Regions from separate parts of the Mus musculus genome. Here region 1 is linked to region 2. The links are chromatin loops, found by intact Hi-C in ENCODE. Cell type or tissue: heart. All regions are shown on one strand. Each heading gives the region's core, and the rest is flanking DNA. Links, peaks and the distances in the headings are about the cores only. Region 1 overlaps 2610035D17Rik (RIKEN cDNA 2610035D17 gene). Region 2 has its middle 10 kb from the start of Gm46301.

The links. A loop is a pair of places that touch in the nucleus more often than their neighbours do. Peaks named below come from ENCODE experiments on the same cell type or tissue, not always from the same donor. Only the 100,000 strongest peaks of a DNase experiment are listed, where the experiment ranks them.
Region 1: it touches region 2 in a loop (2.4-fold over the local background); 2 of 42 quality-filtered maps call a loop at or near these places.

What each region holds. Positions count from the first base shown.
Region 1 is chr11:113,162,084-113,167,453 of GRCm38, forward strand. All of the region lies in intron 1 of 2610035D17Rik (RIKEN cDNA 2610035D17 gene), which reads right to left. The region is part of intron 1 of LOC115487747 (a long non-coding RNA gene); the gene reads right to left. Among named protein-coding and RNA genes, the nearest start is that of Gm39467, 31 kb to the left of the region's middle. In heart, for the core only: no CTCF peak of the experiment used is centred there; a DNase peak (open chromatin) is centred at 3,288; H3K4me3 peaks cover 1,021 bases; H3K27ac peaks cover 2,567 bases; H3K27me3 peaks cover 1,038 bases.
Region 2 is chr11:112,847,991-112,853,360 of GRCm38, forward strand. No RefSeq gene overlaps it. Among named protein-coding and RNA genes, the nearest start is that of Gm46301, 10 kb to the right of the region's middle. In heart, for the core only: no CTCF peak of the experiment used is centred there; DNase peaks (open chromatin) are centred at 2,711 and 3,531.

The sequences.
Region 1 (5,370 bases), core at 179-5,178, 310 kb after region 2:
TGGTACACAAAGATGGAGACCAGTCCCAGTGGTGATTCGGGGATCAATTGCCTAGCCTAAGCCCTGGCTTCCAATGGTTCCTGTCTCCATGGAGACTGACTCTTTTATAACAAGTGTGTATGTCATTAAGAATAGACCATAGGGCTGGAGGGATGGCTTAGCCACTAGAGGTTAGACTCACAATCAAAACTATAAAATAGACCACTCTCTCCCGTGCTTTGTCAAACAGTGCAAAAGAGACAGCCTTGGTTAGCAAGTCCTGCAGGAGTGGCGGCCAGTGGAGAGACTCAGACAGCTGTGGTTGACAGCAGTCTACCAAAAGCCCCTCCCCTTGGACACCTGACCCAGAAGAGGGCAAATGTGGTCACCAAGCTTCCAAAGCCGGTCCCTCAGACTGTGGGGCTGTGGAGCTGTGGGGCTGCTTCCTCTCATGGCCCACCCATAGCTGTCACTCAGTACCATCTTCACCCTTCCCAAGTGGAAGGGGCTGAGTCATTCGTGTTCCCCTGATGGATGGCACTTCAGACTGAAGCTCATTCACACCCAAGTGTCACCTCAGGCATTGCCCTGTGAAGCCTCTCCAATGAAAGGACTTTTTCTTCTTGAAAGACATCTGGGGAGCCTCAGCAGACAAGCGCTGTCAGGCGGGATGCCCCAGAAGCTACCCAAGACCTGCATCTGCCCTGGCCTGACCTGGCGGCTGCCTCTTCTCCTCCCCACAGCTCCACCTGCCTAGAAAAGTTCTCTACCCTCTGCCTGGTTACATCTCCTAGCTTCCAATTCCCAGAATAAGGCTTGTAAACACACACACACACACACACACACACACAGAGTCAGAGAGAGAAAGAGACACAGATACAGACAATCTCTCTCTATCTCTCTCTCTCTCTCTCTCTCACACACACACACACACACACATGCAAACCACCCACAAAACATACATGTACCTGAAAATAATGGTATTCACTAGCACAGGTAAGACACAGTAGAACACACACACACACACAGAGCACATGTCACCTTGGCAGGGCATATATCCCAAACTGAGGTTTCCTTGATGAATGCCCCTGAACTTCCTCTGTCCAAACCTCCAGGGTAGCTTCTCGCACAGAGTCTGAGTGGGAAGAGCCACCCATGACCAGAGGAGAAAGCCACAAGGCTCCGACTCAGACCACACGAGGTAGGGTAGCATGAGGAAGGCAATGGAGGCCTTGCAGCAGGGCCTCGAGTCTGGCTCTCAGATGTCACATCTGCTTGATCAGGCAGAGAGCTGTCGGTCAGGGCCTCAGTGTCACAGGCATCCAGAGGTGACCACAAGGGAGTTGCTGGGGTCTTGGGAGGACTAAACAGCAAGACCGAAGCAAAGCTCTTATCTCACAGGAAGCACTTCTGTAACCAATGGTCTTTTAGGAAACTCCGTCCCGTAGACAAAAACCAACTCAAGATGGATTCCAGAACTCTAATATAGGGAAGAGACTGGCCACCAACTCCATGCTCTTCACACACACCCTGTAACTGAAATGGATGTATTCCATCTTGAAACCTGAACTGTGAGTGTCTGTGAGTTCCTGTCTTGGTAATCAAGAGCTCTGCATGGCTGAAGAGCCACATTCGCACAGAGCTGCTCGGGGCCGTGTGGACACAGCGGACACGCTGGGCTTTCCTGGGCTATCATGGGGGTCCACGTGCTGCAGTGACTGATGGTGGGTCTCCTTTCCGTTCCTGCCTCTCTTTCCGTGGTCTCCTTTCTCTTTTTTGAGAAGCCACACAACTCCTGAGCCTCTGTGAGGCACCAGATAGTACACTTGCAGGTGAGTGAGCCTTAGGATAGCGTAAGAATAAAAGTACAAATTGTCCTTTGCCAGGCGACAGGGGGCCCTCTGGCCCAGGGGAAGCTGGGAGTTAGCCTGCTTGGCTAGGACAGCTTCTCCAGGTTCCTCCTTTCCCACTGCCCTCCCCAGCTGGGGTGGGGTCACAACCTCCCTTAGCCCTGCCTGCCTCTGGACAAGTCTAGCTCAGGCCCCACACTGTGCCTGGCCCTAGGGGCAGGCAGATCTAGGAGGAGCAGCCCAGCCCCCAGCCCCCACCCCCACCCCCACCAGCCGGCTGCATTTGTTCCAGGGGGGCAAGGGTCTGGTGCAGTGACCCCTGGGACTCGCCTCTCAGTCACTGGCCCAGGCAGCTGGGAAAGGCTCTGACCTCCACAGAGACAGAGGGCTTCTGGGAGAGGAGCCCCAGAAGAGAGGCCTGAACTCAGAACCTACTCTGTTTTCCTGAGAACAGTCCTGGTCTTAAATGGAGCTACAAAAAGGAAAGCACTTCCAATCAGGAGCTTAGCTCTTCATTTGGCTTTCCCTGTAAGAGACAATCTTATCACCTTCTTCCAAACGCCCCCCGCCCCCCTCCCCCCCCCCCAAACCATAGCTTCAGTGAGACCCGGGTGACCCAAACCCCTGCCTCTGCGTACAGAAACCCCAAAGAAGGACGTGCTTTTAAAACAACATCTACAAACAAGCTTGTGAGGAAACCCCTTGGCTCCGCAGTGAGTGGGTGTGCACTGAAAACGGAATGAATGAAGTGACCCTGCTCAGGGGTGGAAGGGGTACACATTTGTGCAACCAGAATAGACCTCGGAGAGAACTATTTCTAAGGCAAACTCACGGAGGCTCTTTGTTTTCGGTCGCCCCTTGAAGGGTTTGACACAGAATGACTGCAAAGCTCATCTAGGAAAGAGTTTCCAATCTCTCCTCCTTCCTCCTCTTCTTCCCCCGCCCCCCCCTTCTCCTCCTTCTCCTCCTCCTCTTCCTCTTCTTCCTCCTCTTCCTACCCTTCTTCCATTCTGTGTTTAGCTAGCTTTCTCTCCTAAGTACAAACTCTAGACAAGAGTTCAGACTAGCTATCACTTCTGCCCCAAAGACAGTGATCACCACCAGGTCAGGATGCAGATGGCTCTAAACCGTTCTTTAGCACACTAGGGCGTCTGACCCGCTGCTGGGGAAGCTGCAGGAACACACAGCACAGAACACAATACCAACACCCCAAACTTCCTTCGCTGCAGGAGAAACTAGCTCTGAGCTCTGCATTTGTGCTCAAGCAGAACGGGCAGGCGTCAGGCGCTGCGCCCCACCAGCAGCCAGGGCACAGTCGGGCGCCTGGATGACCACTGCAGCTCAGCCAGGGGCCCGGAGGAGAAAGCAGGCACACGGTGGAGCCACAGCGCCATCAAGTGGTCAGTTTGCGAATGGTCGCGAGACGCATGCCCTGAGCTCAGGGACAATGTCCAGGGTTCCCAGTGTCAACTGTCCCTGGAGAAAACAGGGCTGCCAAGCCTTCATTCCAGGACGTGGGGCAGGAGCCTACAGCCGGACACCATCTGTCAAGGCATGCGACACCCTCCAGGGCTGACCTGGAATCTGCCCTGGAGGATGTTCGGAGACCCTGTTCCAACTCTGAGAGAGGTCATAACCCAGGCACCGCCCTCTCCTCTAGCAATGTGCTCAGAGCCTACAGGTTTCTCAAGAGCTATGGGGCAGAGAGGGCACCACCTGAGTAGCAGGCCTATCAGCCTGCCTGAATTATGCAGGGATGGGGCAACAGAGAGACAGCAAGGCAGCTGCGAGTCCAGGCTGTGGGAAGGAATGGAGCCTCCGAGTGGGAGTTGCCGCCTGCAGCCCTGACAGGCCATGGCTTTAACACTCCCTTCTGGAACTCAGCATTTAATTCCAAGTGCCTCCTGGGACAGATCTGGTCCTTGGAGTCAAATTACAGTCCAAGAAGGACTCAAAACACAAAAATAAAAACACATACTTTGCAAATAGAGGAGTGTTCCAGACCAGTGTATATCTGAAGACCTAATTATATTATTTTCCTGCACATTTATAACTATGATAGAATTTAGTATGAAAAGCAAATTAAGAGATTATCAATAACTATTAAACAACCAGAATAATTATAACAATACACTGGGGGGGGGGTGTTAAAAAAATCACTCAATATTTACAAATTCTTTATTTCTGAAATTTTCTACTTAATATATTCTGATACCGTTTCCAGCAGAAAATAGAGTTGCAGACATGAGAGGGGGCAGTGCTGTGTAAAGGCGGACAGAACAGTGGGGCGCCCTCTGTCCTAGTGCTGGCTCTGCACATGCAATCTCTGTCCTAGTGCTGGCTCCACTGCACACAGGACCTTGTTCAGCTTTCACCACAACCTTAGGAGATGGGTTCTTTTTATGATCTTTTTCTATAGGAAAGGCAGAACCCAGAAATGAAACACCCTACCCCTAGCTGCCCATTGGAGAGGGACAAAGCCAGGCCTGGATTCCAACACTGGCTTCCTGCCTCCAGACGCCATCCTCCCTCCCTCCCTCCCTCCCTCCCTCCCTCCCTCCTTTCTCTCCCTCCAGGGGGAACAAGGTTTTATCAGACAGAGATGTGCACATTTTTCAAGAGGGAGGGGCATCTTTGCAGACAGAGCTGGCTAGAAATGCCTAGCTAGGTTTGGGCATGAGAGATTGTGCAGGTGAGGGGCTGAGGCCTTCAGGGTGGACCCTGCCCTTTCTAGCTTCACTCCCACACCAATCTTAGGCCTCCCTCCCGGAAGCACCTTCTGCATGGGCCCCTCCCTGCTCTGGCTTCTGCAATTGACTTCCAGGCCAGCGTGCCCAGCTCGCCCTTGGAGCTGCCAGGACTCAAGGTTATTCAATGACACCCCAACTGCCAGATACAAAGAAACTGTTCTCAACCCTCCCTCCCCTGGAGGCTCATAGCTCTGACATTCCCACTTGCAGAAACACACTTGCATGCTTGTGCGAGTGTATACATGTGTTGGGGGGGGGGCGTGTGTGCCTGCGTGTGTGCCTGCGTGTGTGGAGGACAGAAGTCCACTTTGGGCATTTTCTTCTGCTGATCTCTGCCTTGGTTCTTGAGATAAGGGTCTCTTAGTAAACCAGCAGGCTCACCGATTTTCCTAGGCTGGCTGGCCAGTGAGCTCGTTGTGTGTGTGTGTGTGTGTGTGTGTGTGTGTGTGTGTGTGTGTGTGTGATGTGTCCAGTCTCTGCCTCCCCAGTGCTGGTATTACAGCAGCCAAGAGCATAACCCTGCCTTGCCTGGCTTTTAAGCAGATCTTAGGGCTCTGGCTGGGTCCTCCTGCCTCCAGAGCCAACACTTTACCCACCGAGCCATCTCCCAGAAACAGCTGTTCTCGGAAGCCTCGGAACACAGCGACATAACATTTCCTTGTCTCCTTCTCACTTTTGTGGATGCTCTATGCTCACAAGTCACCTGCTTCATAAACTGCCAGTGCGCAGCAGGGAAGTCAGACCACGGTGACAAAGACAGCTACAGGCTGGGCTTCATCCGAGCCCTCATG
Region 2 (5,370 bases), core at 52-5,051:
AAGAATGTTAAGGAAACGGCTTTCCTTATTCATACAAAATGCAAGAGTCCCGAGGGCTTCAAAATTGGATGCTGATTCTCTAGGTGGGGCAAGGAGAGCTGACCATGGGGATGTGTCATGCAGTGTCTCTACATTCTTCTCCTTCCCCACTGTCATTGCCCTTCAGAACTCCGGGTCAGCTCTCTCTGTCTCTCTGTCTCTGTCTCTGTCTCTGTCTCTGTCTCTGTCTCTGTCTCTCTCCCTTTCTCCCTCCTCTATCCCCCTTAGCTCATGTGAAAACTGAGAGACAGAGAGACACACATACAAAGAAAGAAAGAGAAAACAACAGGAGATGTCACAAAGCTCACATTCTGGGCTTTCACAGAAACTTATATCCAGCTTAGGCCCCCCAGTGTCCTATCATCACCTGTGTCACATCTTTGCTTAGTTCAAAGTACCAAAGGCAACTTAGGAACCATCTCCCATGATTCGTCACTCCTTGTAACTATGGGGAAGGGGCTGTAACACTTAGGCCATGTACTTCTTTAGATTCTACTCCATGTTCTCAGAGCACAAAACCCACCCACCTCAGTGTCCCACATAGGTTGACCCTATGCAGCCATAGGCCCAACTTCCCAAATATCAAGCAATAATAGGGCGGCCACTTAAAGAACCCAGCAGACCTTCTTGGCTGGCCTGGCTTCTATCACTGACCCAAGGCTAGAACAGTCTGGCCAGCACACAGCACATCACCTCTTTTGTTTACTTGCAGTCCTGGGGATTGAACCTAGGGCCTCCCACACGCTAGCTAGGCAAGAGTTCTACCACTGAGCGTTTGAGTGTTCTTTTTGAGACAGGGTATCACTAAACTGCTCAGGCTGGCCTTGAATTCACTCTGTATCCCTGACCTGAGTTTGTGATTTTCCGGCCTCAGCCTTGGGAGTAGCTGGAATTACACACCTGGGCCATCAAGTCCAGCACATTACCACCTCAGTGGTGAAACCATTGATAGCTCAAAATCGCCAAACAGACTTCACCATGACGGCTTTGAAGGAAGAACAAGATGCAAAAGTCTGATGCGAGGACCAACTCTGGCTATTTCTCTGGTTCACTAATAAAGTGGTCACTGAAGAAGAACACACTGAACACTCAAAGGGAAACAACTTAGATTTTTTGAGAGGAAAAAATGCCAACTGGGTTACTTTCATGAACTCCGCATTGACTCTCTCTCTCTCTCTTTAAAAAGATTCATTTTAAATTATTCATAAGTGTATGGGTACGTGCACTTGAATACATGTGCCCATGGAGCCTAGAGGCACTGGGTTCCCTTGAAGCTGGAATTATATATTGCTGTGAGCCACTTGGTAGGGATGCCCGGAACCAAACTGGGTTTTCTATAAGAGCACTGCATGCTTTAAACCAGAGAGTCCTCTTTCTGTTTCTTCTTTCGTTTTCTAAGAATGAATCTCATGTACCCCAGGCTGACTTTGAACCTTGAATTGAATCCTGAGTCCCCTGCCTCTGCTTCCTTGGGGCTGGTACTACAGACATGGGCTACCATGCCTGCTACATATAGGGTACTGGGGATCAACTCTCTGATCTGTACCCATACCCCACCAGCAGAGCTATGTCTCTTGAATCCCGTTCTGAGGAATGAGACTTCTGTGGAAAATACTTCTTCAGTTAGTGACAGGTTCCTAGGAGCCCATGGGAAATCTTGGTAGTGAATCCAAATGGGTAGCCCTCCCTGATGTTGTCCACAAGTGAAGAGTCTCACTGCATTGGCATGCCAGTCCTGAGAGGGGCCACAACCCCTCTCCTCAGGTCCCTGTGCTGATCTCCCCTCAGCTCAATACCTCATTTTCTAGGGGCCTCTTCTCGAAGCCCTCATGCTATTGGACCTTTGGGGGAAACTTCTAGAAACATTTGAGTAAGGAGTGTGGTTAAGAAGACAGAAAGCAAGCCCAGGAGCATTATCACTACTGGGCATATCTTTTCTCCTTTGCTGTTTAAGTATCACTGTACACCCAGTGGATACATACAACAGGCTCTTCATTCTTCTATTAGCCTCCTACATTAGTCCCACCCCAGGCCCACAGTGGACTAAAATAGTCTTTCAAGGCTATAGTCAAAATTCCAGCCTCCCTCATCATTCCAATCATGGGATAACCATCTGGGGCGGCTAACACCTCCCTGTCACTCACGAGCTGGCTCGAGAGGCCAGCCTCTCCCCCATGCAAGTCAGAGCGGCCTTGAAGCCTTTGGCGACACAAGGCACAGTGCCTTCTCCCTTCCTCCTGTCTCCCCAGCACCCTGTCCCTGTCAGGACAGCAAATGTTTCTTTTTCTAGAACATCTCTGAGAAAGCTCCAATGCCCCCACTGGGCTATCAGCCTTCCCAGTCTTAGAAGCAACTTTCTAATCTCTTACAGAAGCCAAATGCCTCATCCTTAAGTGGGCATTCATTTCTAAAGAGTGCGGTGGAGGCTCAGAGAGGAGGAGGGAGAGGAGGAGGGTGAAGCTCAGGATGGCCACCGCCTGGTACTCAAAGGGTTAAGTGAGCTTGGCTTTGCTGCTGTTCCCCTGATCCCAGATGGAGAGCTGAATAACTGGGTAAGTCCCTCCAGCCATGCAACTTGTTTGGTTATCTTGGAGTGCGGATTGAGGCTAAGTCATCCTGGCTGGTCCTTCCGGATGTGGCCTTACTCAAAATGAGGCCCTCCGATGGAGTCGTATTCCCCTGGGGCTGCCTCCTCCCAGGCTGATAAAGGGTTTCATCACAGATGACTCAAGAGGTTGAGATCCAAGCGCTGGTGATAGGAAGGAGCCCTCCAGCCCCATCTGACCACACATTCTAGCTGTTGACAGGTTCCATCGGGCGGGCCAAACCCAAGCTTGCAGCAAACTGTCTCGGGCTCTCATGCCCCCTGTGTTTCCAAGGCTTTTGGGATTACAGTTTACCTCCAACACTCCAGAAAGGTCATCTCCTCCAGGTTGTCCTTTCTGCCACAGGCAGTGAACAGCCCGGAGTAAGTGAGGGATGGATCCCTCCTCTGCGTGCCTGGTATCATAAGAACCTGACAGCTGACTCTGGACACAGCTTTCGCTTTCCCAGAATTTTCCTTCCCACTCAAACTTTTCAGGGCCTGAGTAGGTGGACTTGGGTCTTGACTCACTTTAAGATACATGAGTAGGCCCCATCTTGTAAGCAGAGAGTTTATGCACACACACACTCTCTCTCTCTCTCTCTCTCTCTCTCTCTCTCTCTCTCTCTCTCTCTCTCTTGCACGCGTGTATGCTAGCTCATTCTCCAGGTAAGGCTATGATGAGAAATGCACCCTCTTTATTATCCACCAACAGATCCTGCTCCCCGGAACTGCTCAGAACCTAAAGAGGGTCAGAGAGACAGCAAGGCAGCTCTGACATCTCAGTGAGACCATCAGATAAGCTTGCCTGGGACACTGGCTTTGCATCCAGGACTTCCAGAATTAAGCAATGCTTCCGAAGCACGGGAAGTGCTTGGGGCGGTGGAGGACTATCACCCCTTCATCTGCACAGCCAGGCTCCGCCGGGCTCCAACCCTGTGCAGCCTGGATGGCTTCCACACTAGGCAGAGACTGAGAAAGCGCCAGGTCTTCACATGGAGACGGTTCACAGTGTTAACCTAGGGAGTCCTCAGTAACGGCCATGTGTCCCAGTCCCTGATACCACACATGTTTTTCCTCTCTCTGTCCAACCCACACCCCTTGCTCCTGCTCAGCCCAATATCCCTGCCTCAGTTGCAGAGAAGGAGCCTGTCTTAGTAGGCAGGAGGGCTTCAAAGCCTGGGCCTCTGGCTGCTGATCCCGTACTCCTCCCTTGCAGAAGAAATCTAAGTGTACTTAGAAATGGAGACTGCTTTGCTGCCATGGGAGGGTGTGAAACTCACAGCCACAGTGATGAGATTAACCAAAGCCGTGGGGCTGAAAAGGACAGGATACTATTATTTTTTAATATATATTTAAACAGCTTTGCTTCAGCACACTGTTAATTTACTATTCATTCTATTTATTACTTTGTAGATTTAGCCTACTATATGATAAAAATGTTTAAAATACTTAAGAGAAAGGGAAAAAAATGAAACCACACATTATCATTAAGGCTAGTAGCATATGTACACACACAGACACACATGCACACAATACCCATACAAGTACACACAACACCTATACACATCACACACATGTACATACCTATATACATATGCATACACACCTACACATATATACATATAGGCACACATACCTACACACGTATACACATTCATATACACATGTACACATACCTATACATATATATACACACATGTATACACATGCACACATACACACATTCACACACGTGCATACATACATGTATACAGGCACACACATATACCTATACACATGCAAACACATGAACATAGATACACACATGCACACACATACATACACACATGCATATACACACATATCTATATCACTATCTATAATTATTCTCTCTCATTAGCATATAAATAATACATGAAAGTATTATAAACATACCTAGTACTCTGTACTTTGGACATAAAAAATACAAGAAATAATTTTACATATCAGTAAATGGCTATTGCTTTTAAATGGTTTCCTACTGTTTTATCATATTGATATCATTGGACACTGGCAGGTTTTTATTTCTTATTTTTCTTCTTTTTTATGTCTATTTTTTACATGTGTAAGAGTTTTGCCTGCATGTATATCAGTGCACCACATACATACAGTGTCCAGAGAGGCAGAAGAACGTGTCAGATACCATGGAGCTGGAGTTACAGGTGGTCATGAGTGATGATGTGGGCGACGGGAACTGAACCTGGGCCTCTGGCAGAGCAGCCAGTGCTCCTCACTGCTGAGCCATCTCTCTAGCTCCTTTCTTTTTCTTTTTCCATTAGGGAAGGTGTGTGTGTGTGTGTGTGTGTGTGTGTGTGTGTGTGTGTGTGTGTACATGCACTGTGATGTGGGTGTGTGGTGTGCATGTGGATATCAGAATACAATTTTGTGGAGTAAATTCTCTCCATCCACATTAATGTGAGTTTCAGAGTTCAAACTCAGGTTGCCAGGCTTGACCAGCAGGTACCTTTACAAGGTGACTAGCTCAATGTAGCTCCTTCCCCTCCTCCCCCTCCCCCTCCCCCTCCTCCTTCTCTTTCTCTCTGTCTCTCTCTCTGTCTGTCTCTCCTCTCTCTGTCTCTCTGTGTGTGTCTCCCTGTGTGTGTCTCTCTGTGTCCCTCTGTCTCTCTCTGTCTCTGTCTGTCTCTGTCTGTCTGTCTGTCTGTCTCTCTCTCTCTCTCTCTCTCTCACACACACACACACACACACACCCACACACACACTATTGA